2 separate regions of the Homo sapiens genome follow, and region 2 is linked to region 1. The links are chromatin loops, found by intact Hi-C in ENCODE. Cell type or tissue: gastrocnemius medialis. All regions are shown on one strand.

What was found. Peaks named below come from ENCODE experiments on the same cell type or tissue, not always from the same donor. Only the 100,000 strongest peaks of a DNase experiment are listed, where the experiment ranks them.
Region 2: it touches region 1 in a loop (2.2-fold over the local background); 10 of 110 quality-filtered maps call a loop at or near these places.

The regions. Positions count from the first base shown.
Region 1 is chr1:86,773,420-86,775,919 of GRCh38, reverse strand. No RefSeq gene overlaps it. Among named protein-coding and RNA genes, the nearest start is that of SH3GLB1, 70 kb to the right of the region's middle. RefSeq lists an enhancer at 1,109-2,308. In gastrocnemius medialis, no CTCF peak of the experiment used is centred here; a DNase peak (open chromatin) is centred at 1,469; H3K4me3 peaks cover 676 bases; H3K27ac peaks cover 2,463 bases.
Region 2 is chr1:86,712,956-86,715,455 of GRCh38, reverse strand. All of the region lies in intron 1 of SH3GLB1 (SH3 domain containing GRB2 like, endophilin B1), which reads right to left. Among named protein-coding and RNA genes, the nearest start is that of SH3GLB1, 9.6 kb to the right of the region's middle. In gastrocnemius medialis, no CTCF peak of the experiment used is centred here; a DNase peak (open chromatin) is centred at 1,099; H3K4me3 peaks cover 1,291 bases; H3K27ac peaks cover 2,500 bases.

The DNA.
Region 1 (2,500 bases):
GAGAGCCCAAAGTCAGAGTTTCATGGAATAATAAGTTGATGATTTGCACCCTGATCTTCTGGCTCCTATTTCAGGGCTCTGTCCACCATGGCTGCCTCTCTTTTGTATCTTATGGTCTGTATTTGGCATTTATTATTCACTCCATCCATTTACTTATGTAGAAATATTGCATGCCTACCATATTTCAGGAACTATGCTAGGGATGGGGGAATAAGGAAATGAGCAGGACACTGTCCTTTCTTTTAGAAGATAACAGGCTGTCAGAGGAGGTTGAAAAGACAGATGACTGCACGAGGTGATAAAGGCCCTGATCTTCTATGGAATGCACTGTTTGCCAAGATAGCTGGGGAGGCAGTCAGGGAGAGATATTTCATGAGGTTTTGAATGAGGAGTAGAAATTTGGCTTCCCATTCCAACAGGGCTGTGCCTTTTATTTCACTTTGCAGGTTTATATGTCTTGTCTTCCTCCCTACCACAAGTACAGGCATAGTAGGCCCTCATACTGTTGAATGACAGCTACAAACAGGACTGAGGCTATAATGCAACAAAATATCCATACTTAATTCTTAGGTAAAAATCACAATATATCAAAACAGATTTCCTATCAGAACAGTTATCAGCATGAGATAGTTCCTCCCTACTTTGTAAGGGAAGAAATTATATAGTGGTGAGATTTAATGGCTCATTTAAGGTCACACAGCATTTAGTGTCAAAATCTTGAGCAGGGTCTGCTCCTCGGACTCCCTATCTTGTACCTTTCAACATCTGAATGTGACCGACTCTTCCAGAATAGCTGGAGACAGAGCCTGAGCAAGAACAGAACAGTGTTTCATCGCTGCTGGTCAGAGGAAGAGTCCACTAAAGTGCATCCAGTATAGAGATGCTAATGGCCTATTAGGATCTTACAATTCTGGCAATTTCTTACCACCCGGACATTAATGACTACAATTAATTATTCACCTCGATCAGACTCTGGGAAAACCTGCCAGGTGCTGTCCTACCCTATGAGAAACCACCTTACTGCCAAAGAGGAAAAGGTTGTTTTTTTTGTCCCTGAATTCACAGAGGGGGAAGCGGTTCTTTTTAATAGGTCTGGAATCTGAACTTTCATAAAAGGCACCTTATCTCCTGACTTTCTCATATGTCTTCATCTGTTCTATTGACTCTCTTTGATGGAATATACCAGCCGGCGCTACAAAGTGCTTTTTAATACTTTGGTAAACAGTTGAGAGAGAAACCTCATTACAGATAAAGTGAGAAGTGAAGTTGGACAGCCCATTTATCTTACTCAAGATGAAGTAAGGGCTGTTGCTCAATTAGGCTAAAATAAAATCTCTCATGTTTCCTTCCTAATGTCTTGTTTGGGGGCAGGGGTATGGGGGCGGGGGAAGTGAGTGGCAGGATGAGTAAGCTTCTGAAATATTGCCCAAGAATGTGACAGGCATCGGGGGAGGGAAATGAGCTTCAGCAGCTGCTCCTACAGCAGTCACTTTGCATTGCTTTCTGCCAGCAGGAAGCGGGGGCATGAGATAGCTAGGAGTCAATCAGAGACAGCCAGCTCAAGTCCTTCTTCAGTCCTGGCCACCCCACTTTCATTAGCAGCCTCAGAAAGGAAAGGGGAGGAGGGGCAGATGGCAAAGGATTATTGGTGGGGCTTTAGGAAGAGGAATTGAGAAGAGTGAATTTGATCCAAATCTAAAATGTATAAAGATTGTACACCTGCTCTTATTCTTTAGTCATTAATCATAGCGGTTTGTTGCTGTTTTTTAATGGGGATGGAGGGGGACAGAGGGAGTGCAGGGGTTGGGAAAGGATGGTGGCAGTGAAGGAGAATGAGAAAACGTGTCTTGTTGCCCTGAGCTTGCACCTGGCTCTTCCTCAGTGTGCTGTGCTGGTTGATAGAATGTTTTCATTTTCTTTTCCCCTCAGAGACACATGTTTATTCTCTTAAAATGGGGAAGATCCCATTTTTCCTTTCAGACTGTTTAATCTGAAAGGAGAAGATCTCGGCCAGGAGATACCTTGTTTCCAGTTTGAATCAGATCAAGTTTACCCTGAGAAGTCTGAGATATGTTTTACAAAGGCAGATAGAATGAAGGCCAAAGTTCTGACTCATTAATTTGATATTTTAGATGTTGTAAGTACAAATACTCCCTCCTAAGCTCAGGTACTAATCTTGTTTTGTATATGATATCCATGGTCATTAGGACTTGTAGTCTACTCTTTGTACTGTGACTTCAGAAAATGTTTATTTAGATAGAAAGTACAAACTACCCTTTCCTTCAAAACTTTTTTGTGAGCCTTAGAGAATCATGTACTGAGGTATTGCCAAATGGTGTTTTGATTCAGCTCCTCTGATTAGGTCATTAAAATAAGAAGATTTCACTTCCTCTCCTTCAAGGATAACCAAGAGCCCCAGGTTGGAAGGAGAGCAACATCCTTGTCAGCTGGCCTGTAGCGCAGTGAAGACCACAGCTATCACCACTACATCAAAACCAAA
Region 2 (2,500 bases), 60 kb after region 1:
ATACTTCTTGGTATATAAAGCATGCAACTATTTCAACTACCTATCCTAGGTAGACTAGGATAACGGTAAAGAGTAAGAGCTTTGAGTCAGTTGAATCTGAATTCAAATCTTAACTTTGTTCCTTGCTGTGTGAGCTGAGCAATGTATTGAATATTTTTTCTTTAGTACCCTCTATTATAAAAGAGAGACAATACATATTTTATAGTGTTTGGGGGATTAAGTATGATTGTGTATGCAAATCACTTTGTTTGGTGCCTTGTAATTATTAAGTTTTGAAAGAGCTGTTAATGTTTATTGTGGTTTATGTCTTATTAGCACTTTAATCACACCTAGTTAGATAAATAGTTTCCCAGAACATACCATAAAACCTGTCATTTAAGCTGCTGAGGATATGTTCCAGCAATTTATTTATAGACTAACTTTTGGAACATATCCTATTCATACTATGAAGACATCTTTTAAAGGTCATAAAATGTGGTTAAACGTACTCAATGAATCAATTTTTATTATTGAATATACTGGTATTTGAGAAAAGGTAGCACTGCCTATATAATAATAAAGCAGTAAAAAGATTCTGTGTAGATCTACAGCCTTCTGGATACTTTTAATTAAACATTAGAGGTGATGACTCAAGCTGTTTATCATGCATCATTTTCCTCTAGAATATGTGGCTTCCTCCCATCTTAACACAGGTATATCACTAGCATTAATTCTGTGCTCAGTAATGACTCACTTCTGGCTGACAAAACAGTGTTCACCTTGCCTTTCTCTCCTTTCGTTTCTCAAAAATCTCGTTTGCTACTCTATTTTCTGAGTTTTATTGTTTCTTTCAGCATCCTTCTTCTTGGTTTAATACTTTCAGGTTATTATCAACACCTTAAGCTGAAGGATCCTCTAGAATTCTATTCTTAGACTTCTGGTTACAATCTCCACTGAGGCTCCTGTTTAGGGGCTAGAAATAACAGCTTAAATAGCTTTTGTAAAGCCTTGGGTCTTTTTGAGAATGGTCTATAGCCAGCCCCTGACCTAGTGGGTAGAACCAAAAATAGCAGTTACAAAGCTATTGCCTAAGCCCATAAACTTGCAGTGTAGCTGGAGGACTGGGCACTGAGCAAAAGCAAACCCTGATCCCAAGGCCAGCTGGATAAACTATGCAACCTCATTCTTAACAGAGAACCCCGTAGTCTTTACAGATCCCTGAAGATTCTAAGCAACAGACCTCCTACTAGACTTTTACATGTTCAAAGTCTACCACCAATGGCTAGATAAAATAACTCCCAGATAAAGTGACCAATAGGAAGGGAAGAAAGGGAATACCTTTCACTCAGGTGAACATCACCTATAAAGAGTGATCTAAAAAAAATTCACTTAGCCCCTTAAAAATTGAAACTGCATGCATAAATTTCCCTTTAATAAGCAAGTTTATCCATTTGTTTGTTCATTTTGTTTATTCCTTCAACAAATACTTATTAAGCACCTACATATGTGCTAGGCACTCTTCTAAACACATGGGTTTCAGCAGCCAACAAAACATATAAGGTTTCTGTTCTTAGGAAGCTTACATTTTAATGGCAAAGACAGACAATAGATAAATAAATAATCTGATAATAAGGATATAAAGATATGAAGATGGTAAAGCGGACCAACATGGTTGGTTTGTTTCTGAGTGACATACAAATCCAAGTACAGAGAAAGAATTCATTCTTCAGGGAGAGGAAGAGGGAGAGCAGGAGAATCAGGGAAGGCTTCAGTGGGGGAGGGATGGGCAACTTGGGCCTAGAAAGGGGAGCAGGAGTTTGAGGAGTGTGAGATGCGGGTAGTTAGAGAAACAGCATCTCTGAGTAGGTAACAAACGACCTGTGACTGAATGATATGAACTATGTTAAGATCTAAGGAAAGAGTGTATAGTCCTGATGATTTATCTTCCAGTTGCACAATTTCTTTAAGCTCATTAGCATCACCCTCACACATATTAAATATTAATTTCTCTGTGGAAATCCTTAACTTATAGTTAATAACCAAGAATAGATTAATAGAAAAATCAACAGATCAATAATTCAAAATCAGTACTTATGGCCAGGAGCAGGGGCCCCCGCCTGTAATGTCAGCACTTTGGGAGGCTGAGGCAGGCAGATCACTTGAGCTCAGGAGTTCTAGACCAGCCTAGGCAACATGGCGAAACCACGTCTCTACAAAAAAATCCAAAAAATTAGCCAGGTATGGTGGTGCACACCTGTAGTCCCAGCTGCACTCCACTGCACTCCATTCTGGGTGACACAGCAAGACCCTATCTCTAATTAATAAGTTAATAATAAAATAAATAAATATAAAATAAAATAGTCACTGAATTTATCTGATACAAACTGGGGTTCAGGGCAAGTTTTCTCCCGACAGTATTTCAGGAAAATCAGCAATTAGAAAGTTAATTATTTGGAAAATAAAACACTTCAATCTTCAGGTAAAAAGGCCTGTTTGCTTAATTATTTAACATTTTCTTTGT